Linked DNA regions of Homo sapiens: region 2 is linked to region 1. A link is an interaction called in ENCODE POLR2A ChIA-PET data of the cell type or tissue named here. Cell type or tissue: MCF 10A. All regions are shown on one strand. Links, peaks and the distances in the headings refer to the core of each region. The heading gives the core; the rest is flanking DNA. Region 1 overlaps TENM2 (teneurin transmembrane protein 2). Region 2 overlaps TENM2 (teneurin transmembrane protein 2).

Region 1 (5,385 bases), core at 194-5,193:
AAAGGCAGTGAGAGTGGAGAGGGACAGAAGAGAAGCAATAATATGTTGTGAACCACAGTCAGGGACCCGATGCCACACAGACTGGTGACCGCATCCCTGGTATTCATTCCACTGAGACTTAGCACTGCAAAAAAGGCAGGCTACAGGGCATAAGAAATATGAAATAATTTATCAGGCCAGAAAGTTATACTCATTTCCTTTCTAACTATTTTGCTGCAGGTTAAACATTCCTTCGTGCTTCTGTAGGGCAGCTGCTGGAAATACAAAGGTTTGTATCCAGCACTGGAAAGTACCCGACTTTCCTGGCCACCTTTGCTGGGGGTGGAAGCTCTGTTTCTTCATGAGCAGTGGCTGGGCCTCTGCATTCTGAGGGAGATGTGTGCATCCCAGTTAGTAGAGATGGGATGAGGTTGTAAGATTGTATGAGTCTCCAAAATGTTTCCAGCAGTGAAATAAAGAAGTGAAGCCAATCCAGATGAATGATTTGGGAGGCTTTCAGAGGAAGGGGAAATATTACGTGTCTGCCCAGGGTTCTGGAAAAGGGTCCTTTTGCTGAAGAGCTTACAAGTTCTGCACACACACACACACACACACACACACACACAGTGGAACTAAGGTCAGCACTGGAAACCACTGAGCTATGGCAGAAAGAGTGTTGCAGTGTTGGAGGAGCAGGGAGATGCATGTCTGTTGAAAACTTGGGGTTTGCTTCTGGGCTTGCAACTGTGGCAGCATTTTTTTTCCTCTCTCTATTCCGCATACCATGCCATGATACAAAGCAAACATTGCATTGACAGTATGTTGACAAATTGAAGCCTTCAACCACTGGCCCAGTCAGCAGCCTGAGCAATCACAGTTCCAACCTCCCCCTCCCTCTCACTGCATCCCCTACTCCCCAGATTTCTTGGGAACAGGCTATGCCCCCAGTTGATCATTTCAGTTGTGTAGCCTTCGTAAGTCCTAACCACAAATCAGCTTTCTAAATTGAGAAGGTGATGAATTTTTAAATCCTTGAACCTGTGCTATAATCATCTTTCCACCATCCTACATATTACAATGCAGGAAGGCAACAGATGTGTTTTCTTATGGCTCTGGTAACATGAAATATTGATAGGGACGGGAGCATGGGCATCGTGTTGAGGTTCATCTACAATGAAGGTAGCAGTTCTCATCCCAGCTTCTCATCGTCCACCTTTCTTTTCTGACACTTAGGACGTGAAGAAAGCCCCATACCTGTGATGCTCAAGGCTAGTTCAATGAAAGCTCTTAAAAAGCCGTGCAATGAAATCTGTCTAAAAAGGTCTTTGTCAGTCTCCAGGGGCCAATTGCTAATGCAGCTAATACACGTTTGATCTATACAGATGATTTTTCCTTTGTCCTCAAGGGAATCTCTACAAACACTTTGGGTTTACATGGTGCCAAGCCCAAGTCGTCTGTCGGAAAATAAATAGCATTTTAACACATTCAAGCATCAGTCCCCAGGATGAAAAGTAGCACGTAGGCTCTTCTCTGAGTTTTCTAGCTGGGCTATAGGACATAATGAAAACCTCATTTTTAGAACATTTCTTTTCCTGGTGACGTTTCACTCAGAGGCACTGCATTCTGAAGGGGGAAAGGCACAAAGTAGACACTCCGATTCAAAAAAAAAAAAAAAAGAAAAAGAAAAGAAAAAGAAAGAAAAGCAATAAGCAAAAAAGGATAAAATTTTATCTAGGACAGTATTTCCAAATGCATATATGGGTGCCATGTACCAATCTGTGTGGTGTAAGTATGCAAGATATCCTTAAGAGGCACATGGTTGAAGTATTTTATTTAAAAAAAAAAGTTTTAATATTTATTTATTGTAATATATTTTAGGAAATATATATTACATACATATATATAGATATCTATATAAATGTAGTTATGTACAGCTAGCACATCCAAGCTGTGATTTTATGGATATTATTAACTAAGATGAAACGAAAGTCAGAAACAATAAGTCAAGTTGCAGAAAAAAAGTAAAGGAAAGAATTGAAGACTAGATGAAACTGCAGCTCCAGCAGCTCCAATCAGGAAGGGTTGGCTAGAACAAATACCCAGAATGTGTGAGGAAACGGCTAATGTGGGAAATGCCGATGGAGAGAAATTCCTCATGTGTTAATAGAGGAGGCAGAGCCAGCTCTGCCTTGGTCAGTGGGGATGAGTGTGAATCTACTTTTCCTGGAATGTCTGTCTCCCTACAGAGACGTCAACCACAGCAGAATTCCTGTGGCTCTGACACACAGTTCTCTGTTGTGTGAAGTTTTGTTTTCTTTGTGGTTTTAAGCAGAAAATCACACATGTTCATGCTGCCTCAATCTGACATGTCGTATTAACCCTTTTCATGTGACTTTCATAAGGCAGGATATTGCAGGCCATTCAGGAGATGTGCCTTTCAGAGAAGGATTCACCTCAAAAGAGTGGACGCTGCACTGGACTTAAGTGAAAGGGGAGAGTTTGTAACGATCCCATAATATATCTGAGCCCATGGGAGAAAGATGATAGCAGCTCCTAGCTACCAAGTCTTCAGTATCTTCCAGGCATGACATATTAAATCTAACCCCCAGATGAGCTAAGTGAACCAAGCACCATTATTCTCATCATTGTATCGTTGTATTTATGGGGAGGCTAAAATGGGAGACTTACACAGCTAGGAAGAGATTCAAATACAATTGTGTCTGACCAAGAGGTTGGATTTCTTCACAAGTTACAATAAGAGGCCATGCTTTGGCTGTGAACACTTCTGGGGAATGGCTTCTCCTATAGTTTTGGTTCTATCCACAACAGAACCTATGTAAATCCTACAAAGCCTTCCTTAGAATAATGCCCACAGTGACTGTCCTCCCTAGCAATAGGACATCACAGAACAAGAAAACATTGACTGTGATCTTTTTTCTTGGAAAAGGGTGGGAGAGTCAGGGGGATGGTTCATGTGGGAGAATGAGAGGGAAAATAAAATAATGGATCCATATAGATGAGAGGGATGCTAATGTATACACTGGGATTCTCTTCCCAGGTCCATAGTGAGCCCCTACATGACACTGAGAAGATCTCTTCTTTCCCCTGACCTTTTTTTGTTCCCTCCATAGTATGAGGGGTTTGACCTAAAGGATCACTTAAGTCCCATTATGATCCTTTGTGTGTGTGTGTGTGTGTGTGTGTGTGTGTGTGTGTGTTTCTCCTCTGATGTAGAATAACTCAGAAAGAGAGAGTTGCCCTGGAGAGTGGTTGCTAAAACAACAGGGAAACAATAGAGAAACCTTACCTTCACTGGTGACTCAGTCAAGAAAAAACAATAGAGCCACATTATCAATCATGAAGGATCCCAAGAAGTATGCAGAAGACACCTGTTTCCGGAACAGAAGGGAGGGGAAGGTGTGGGGAACATGGAGCCACATTCTACTCCCTTCCTGTATTCCCTTTGATCTCTCTACCTGCTTCTTTCTTGGCCAACCACAACTTAGAATCAACCAAGTTTTTGAATTAGCTTGTATAGACAAGAAACATGCTATGAGCCCTCCTTCTAAAGACCTTACCTTTAACTTCAGGAAACAAGATGACTGCTTTCTCTTGCTTCATTTACAAAAGTTATTCAGATGAGGATTATACAGTTTCTGAATCTTCTCTGCCACTTTAATTTTCTAAGCCACCAATTTAAAGATAGCCTTAAACAACTGTTCTGCCCCTGTGGAAACAGGAAGTGGATGCCTCAGGCAGTTCCTCGGGTTGCTGTGTTGGAAGGAGTGATAGTTTCTCAATTCTGCCGCCAGTGAGACACAACTTCACCTCAGCAGTGTGTATTTAGAGACATTCATCATTAGAAATTGAGTGAGAACTTCCATATGGAAAAAAAAATCCTAGAATTTAAAGACCACCACAAGTGCCTACGTATTATTTAGAGACAAAGAAAGACCTGTGTTTTATAACAAGCATTCTTAACCCCACACATTGTAAAAGTACAAATGGCCCAGCAAAGTCAGAATGACCCGGGTGAAGTACACCTTGTAAGGCAAGAAATGTTCAACTTATTGCTGGCTCTACCATTAGTATGTACCATGGAAGTACATACTAAATAAGGGAAAAATAAGAGAAATGCTAACTTAATGAAGCACAATCATGACTCGTATTAGAAAGTGATTAGCTGAGATCTGTGCAGTGAATAAAACAGGGCCTTGTTACAACTTGATTTGGTTGATGTGTTTCAGAAGGACTCGTAATTCATGTTCCAACTGGAGAAATAGCTTCAGCGAATGATGCAACATATCATATTTTTGTTCAGGTGTTTTGACAGGAAGCAAACGATAGAGTTGTTTGGAACTCTAATTGAGAAAAGGATCTTAATGATGTTCACTCAGTCCAGCATCAGGATATAGTGTGCTGATATTTCTTAGAGGAGAAAATGTTGTAGAATCTGCTTCTTCTGAAGACTTATAATTTTGATAAGCCTTTGTTTATGTAAGCAAGAAGTGTGATTAGTACTTCAAATAACTGCATGTTCAAGATATCTTTTATTTGTTTATACAGAAAAGGGTGCAATTATCTATTTAACTATATCATTAGAGAAAAATATATGGAAAAAACTTCTGTATTCTTCAAAGATATTAATAACTTATATGTGTGATGCCATCTTATGAAAAGACAGCCTTTATAAAATATGAAGAGTTTGAAGTATTGCTTTTCTTACTCAAAAGATTTAGAAGTGGCCATCAAAACCATTAGATAGTTAGATGGCTTAACAAACTGTGAAAAGTAGAACCTTTTCTCTACAAAGTAGGACCTTAAAATCAAAATTTAAAGCAATCACTATCTGAAAAAAAAATATGTTCAGTAAAAAGTTAAATATGGGTCATGTAAGCTCAGTATTAACGTAGAGAGGCTGGATTGAACTGAAACCAATTTGTCGGATAGTGAGATGAAACGCTGGCTATGAGTTCCACTGGTTTTACCTTCAGCCTTGTGGGGGAATGGTGGGGACATTTGATAGGAAGTCAGTCTTGTGTGTTCCAGCCCAGCTCTGCTGGGGGCATGAATTTGAGCAAAGTCCCTTCATTTGTCCTGTCACCTTTGCCCTCCTTCAGGAAATGCCAGTTTTGCATTAGATTGGAAGTTCTCAGCCTCTCTTCCCTGTAACTTGGGAGACGGGATGTATAGATAAGAAGGATGAAGATTCTAGAGGGTGCGGCTCATGGTCACTTTCTTCCCCCCATCTCCTAAACAGCAGCCCTGTTTTGGGTATCAAAAATCTGAAATAGTGTTACTTTACAGTTAAATCAACAGAAAGGTGTTCAGTTGATGTTGAAAACTATGGAATCTCCTTTTTAAAAAGGTAACTTTCATGATCCTCCTCTTAATGTTCTCAGTTTT
Region 2 (5,385 bases), core at 309-5,308, 72 kb before region 1:
CCTGTGCAAACACAAATGGGGTACGGCCAAGAATAAGAATAACACTTTAGCCTCAGTTACTGGGCCTAGGGACCCGTGAGAGGGATCTGATATAGCTCAATCAGTAGTTGGCTGTCTTCTTTATTCTGCAAGACTGATGATCAGGACAATCCTTCCTCTTACTGAAACAATATATTCCTAACCTCATTTTCAAATTCCCTCTTGGTGATCCCTAGGCCCTCCTTGACTTCATCAGCACCCACTGCTTCCTCCCGCTACTGGGCTCCAACCACCTCAGTCTTCTGTCAACCCTGCAGACGTGCCAAGCTCATTCCAACGTGAGAACCTTGGCATGTCTTCTGTCAACCCTGCAGATGTGCCGAGCTCATTCCCATCTGAGAACCTTGGCACTTACTGTTTCCTCTTTGTTGTACACTCTTTCCCTATAGCTGCGTCTTGTCCTTCTCCTCAATCTGAGAAGCTCATTCTTATGCTCAGAAGTTACCTCCTTGAAAAAGCCTTCCCTGAAGTTAAGTGATTTTGCCCACTCCACCCAGTCCCTATCTTTTCCACTGTGAAATTCTTTCTTCTTCTTAAACTTGGTACTGTCAAGAGTAAGCTCCACAGACTTTGGCACTTTATGTTGTGGCCACTATTTTTTTCCAGCATCCTTAACTGTGCCTGTCCCAGATTAGATGCTCAACAAGTATGTGTTGAATGGATAGATTTAGGAAAATAGGGTTAAGAAAGGATGAGTTAGAGAGGAAAAATAAGATTCATGATCTTCAAAAAGGAATCAGTGGAGAAATGGCCTTGTTGGTTCAGGTTTTAGCACTTAAAGTGTGTTGTTCTCTTGGATTTTCCAGTTGTGGGTCATCTCTGAAAAGGGGCAATGTCTGCAGCAAGTCTGCCTTGGCTTCACACACAGTCTTCAGCTATTACCTCTACACAAATTCCTCTCAGATCTACAGGTCCGGGAATGGAGGCCCCTAATCACAGCATCTCCCCTGATTTTCAGATTCTGCTATCACCTCAGCTTCAACATATTGAAAAATCATTGTTACTTCTGGTTCAGCGACTCAGTCTACCTTCTCACTTGCCTTGTTAACATACCACCATCTTCCGCCTTTCTTCTCAAGAAGAAAAAAATCAGACCTCACTGACGCTTCACCATCTTCAGCCCCTCATTCCCAATGTATCTAAAAGGAGCTGTGCCACTTTTTAGAAAATCAACCCTCATGCATTCGGCACCTGTTATTATTTCTAGAAACTGTATTAAGCCTGTGGACAAACAGGGCCCTGGTTGTCATGGAATTTGAAGCCACCCTTTTCTGTTTTGATTGGATGCAGGAACAATGAGTACACACCACACCCAGAGTCCATCCCTTGTCATATCAAGTCCCTCTTTCTTCAAAGACAACCTCCTACCTGTATCTTGCAGATTATTGCCAAAAGAAATATCCTAAGTGGCAATTAATTGCTCTACTTTATCTTCATGAACCTAAACTAACTCTGTCATAAGCCTAGAGTTTTCTTATGCTGAGCTTTTGAAACTTTTCATAATCTGATATTCACTCTTAACTAATTCCCACATTCCCCCAATAATTCCCACTTTTCCAGCCAAGATATTTGGAGCTCACTATCCCCTTAACTTTTATTTTTATCCCCTTAACTTTTGTTTTTATTCCTATAGTGCTTACCCCAGAATTTAAATTTGAATGGAACCACACATATTATTTAACCCAACCTCTACATAGATAAATTAAAAAAAAAAAAACCCTGAAGTTCACAGGCTTAAAGTCAGAAAACTAATTCTAAAAATAGTATTTCCTGATTTTTAAGGTTCTTCACCCAATATATTGTCATTTTTTCTTGCTGTGTATATGTCCATGTGGTTAGTATGTTAGCAGCTCCTATCAGAAACCAATCAACGTTCTCAAACAAAATGGAATTAAGAGAGAGCTTTTGTTGAGTAAACTAGGGAAGAGGAAAAAGGGAAGGAGGCATTGGGCTAAAAGAACTCATGTTTGCAGATTTGAGTATCTGTGTTCCATTCATTCAAATTTGCCATCTGGATCATTAGAATATAAGATGCCTAAGCTTTGGTAGGCTGAAGCAGAAGTATCACTTGAGGCCAGGAGTTTGAGACCAGCCTGGGCAACCTACCTACCATCTCTACCAAAAAAAAAAAAAGAAAGAAAGAAAGACAGAAAATTGGCTGGGCATGGTAGCATGTGCCTATAGTCCCAGCTACTCAGGAGGCTAAGGCAGAAGCACAACTTGAGCCCAGGGGTTTGATGCTGCAGTGAGCTATGATCATGCCACTGCATTCCAGCCTGGGTGCTGGGTGACAGAGTGAGACCTTGTCTTAAAAACAACAACAACAACAACAACAACAACAACAACAACAACAACAAACCACCCATTCTGAGCCGCCATATCGATAATCCAAATCCTTGACTTCCTCTCAACACCGAACAAAACAACATACACACCTACACATGGTTGTCTTTTGTCTTTTAGTATAAGACCTGGGACTACACTTACTGGAGAGCAGCTGAGGCTAGAGTGTAAAAGTCCAATAGTTGTTGACTAATAGTGCCTCAGTGGTAGTTCCAATATGCCAGTTAATGCATAATGTCTCCCCGCATGAAACCTGATCAAAAAGCTTTAAAGCTGCTTGGCCCCTACTGTTTGCAGAGGGAAAACATGGGGACTGAGGGCCTTAGAAGGAGGGGCAATGTGAGCGCATTGAGTGACTGGGCAAGACATCATTAGAAAGACAAAAAGAGACATCATTCTCAAAATGCACTGCGTTGCAAAGAGGCCACGATTCTTAAATGATGTTTAGGGTAACTATTCGAACCGACAAAAAGGCTTATCAAACAATTAAATAAATAAATAAGTTTTTAAAAAGCAGTCTTTTCTTTTTCTTCCCTGTGTTTGAAAACCTTCCCATTAAGAGAACACAATATGCAATGGCAAACACGGCTCAGCCTCATCAGGAAAAGAGAAAATTGTTTGAAATAAACCTCAAAGAGAAAGAAAAAAGCTGTCATTTTCTTTAAGGACACTATTATGTTCTTATTGACAAGACAAAAGAGTAATAAAGTTAAATTATAGCAACTATAAGCTTGATAGTTCGATTGGAGAGAAATAGAGAAACCTTTGCTATTAAAAAGAAAAAGAAAGAAGAAAAAGTAGATCTTTTAATCAGCCCCTACTGAAGCGATGACTACTGACCTTACCCCTCACTGAGAGCATTCTTGAATCTGTTCCAGGGGCAACATTCCTACCTCATTGATACAATCCAGGAATTATGAAACTAGAAGTGAGCTTGAATAATCATTATGCTGGAGTCTCTTATTTTATAATTGGAGAAACCCATGTCTATAGCAGTTAAGTGGCTTGCCTGTGCTCACACAGCTTTTGAATTTCAAGGTTAAATTCTAGAAACCAGCAGAAGCTAAAACTTATTTTCTCCAGACACAGAATCTGTTTATTCAGCCTTATTACAAAATCATCATGCTAACAACAAATTCATGGTGATTATCCTGAAATCTATCTCCAAGCATATTTGGAGATTCTGAGTATACTTACTAAGCTCTTACGGATTCAGGGTCCCAAATTCCTCCTCCCTGTCTGGACTAGGCATCAGGCAGTTGAAGAAAAAGCGTCAGGAGATCCCCATCCTTCCTCACTGCTGTATCTTGATGACAGTCAACATCTCTTACCCACACAGTCTCTTGTTGGAACAGGAACAGTGCCTCTCTGGCCCCTGTTGTGAAAAGAATGAAGCAAAAAGACCCTCCTAGCCATGACTGAGTTATGGGACTCTTCAGAACTGCAGTGAGAGAGGCCAGACACCTTAGAAGTGACAAGTTCTCCCTTGTAATATATAGTAGGAGTTCAGAAAAAGGAAAATGCAATGATTTTTAAGTACTTTGGGCCATTTTCCTCTCTTGCTTCTCTCCTGGAGAAGTCTGGACACGTTTTTATTTGGAAAGGTGCATTGTGACATTTTATATCGTTCCTTCCACCTATTAATAGCTCTGGCCGCCCCAGGTGCTCATTTTCAAGACACCCTCAGAGAAGGGGGACTTCTGGCAGCCACTCTGCAGCTGATAGCTTTGGGGAAATGGCAGGTTTTAATTGATGTATTGTGGACACTGTTCTTTCTTTCTGTCTGTCTCTCTCTAAAACAAAACAAACAAACAAACAAAACAAAACAAAACAAAACAAAAAAACCGTGATGGGTTTAGTATCCTCCTAGGACCTAGGACCTATAGATTTTAATATGTCAATTATTCCCCTTTTATGGGAACTTGTATGTTTGTGACTGACTCATGGTCTTCCAGGTATCTTTTTGTCTCCATGTGACACTGAGCACCAAGTATCAACATCACCTGTCTCTCTTTGAATAAACTTTCTAGACAGGCAACAACCAACAGCCCCTATATAGATGCTCATCAGAACAGCACGTCATATGAATTCTTCTCAAATTGGTGGATTGACTGTTAATCATTACAATGAGATGGAATTGGAAAGTAGGGCTAAAACGCAGGAATGTGAAGTACCAAAATTTCTTATTTAAAAATAGTCCAGGTGGCTACCCCTGATGGAGGCAATGTTGTCCAGGCCCGCATTTCTGCGGACATTGGCTGCTCCAACCATCCTCTATAATTCTGGCTTGTTGCAAGTGCTGCGAAGACAGCAATGTATTTCCCAAGAGCCTCAGAGAATGTTGGCTCTGCCATCTCTGCCCAAAGAAGCCAGTGTCTCCATGCTGGCTATGGTGTGGAGCTCCATCGTAAGCCTTGAGACACTGTTCTCAATATGAAATGTAGGGAGATTTCTTACTGCTGAAGTTCCCCTCGGTATTCTCACACACTTTTTAAAAAATAGCTTTTTGAAGTATAATTCACATACCATAAAATCCACACATTAGAAGCTATTTTTAGCTTTCCACAATTTTCAGCAAATTTATGGAGTTGAACAACCAACAACATCCTCCACTTTTAGAATATTTTCATCATCCAAAAATTCCCTACTGGCCATTTGCTGTTAATCTACTCTACCCCCAGTCCTAGCCAATACTGATCTACTTTTCTTGTCTCTATAAAAGTGAGGTTTCTGGGCATTGCTTATCAATGGGCTTATATAATGTATTACATGATGGTTTGTAGGTTCATCTATGCATAGCATGTATCAGTAGTTCATTCTTTTTATTGCTGAATGGTATTCTGCTGATACAGGTTTACCACGTTTTCTTTATCCAGCAGTTGATGGACATTTGGATTGTTTCCAATTTGGGGCTCTTATGATGCCATGGACATTCACATGCATTTCCTTCTATGGATGTATGCTCTAATAAGCTTCTTAAATGCTACTTCTTACATGCCCCTG

What was found. ChIA-PET counts read pairs that join two places held together with the same protein. Peaks named below come from ENCODE experiments on the same cell type or tissue, not always from the same donor. Only the 100,000 strongest peaks of a DNase experiment are listed, where the experiment ranks them.
Region 2: POLR2A ChIA-PET joins it to region 1 with 6 read pairs; 2 of 35 experiments call an interaction of 5 or more read pairs at or near these places.

Annotation. Positions count from the first base shown.
Region 1 is chr5:167,812,815-167,818,199 of GRCh38, forward strand. The region is part of intron 4 of TENM2 (teneurin transmembrane protein 2); the gene reads left to right. Among named protein-coding and RNA genes, the nearest start is that of TENM2-AS3, 140 kb to the right of the region's middle. In MCF 10A, for the core only: no CTCF peak of the experiment used is centred there; DNase peaks (open chromatin) are centred at 2,197, 3,367, 3,737 and 4,247.
Region 2 is chr5:167,740,626-167,746,010 of GRCh38, forward strand. The region is part of intron 4 of TENM2 (teneurin transmembrane protein 2); the gene reads left to right. Among named protein-coding and RNA genes, the nearest start is that of TENM2-AS4, 83 kb to the left of the region's middle. In MCF 10A, for the core only: no CTCF peak of the experiment used is centred there; a DNase peak (open chromatin) is centred at 3,266.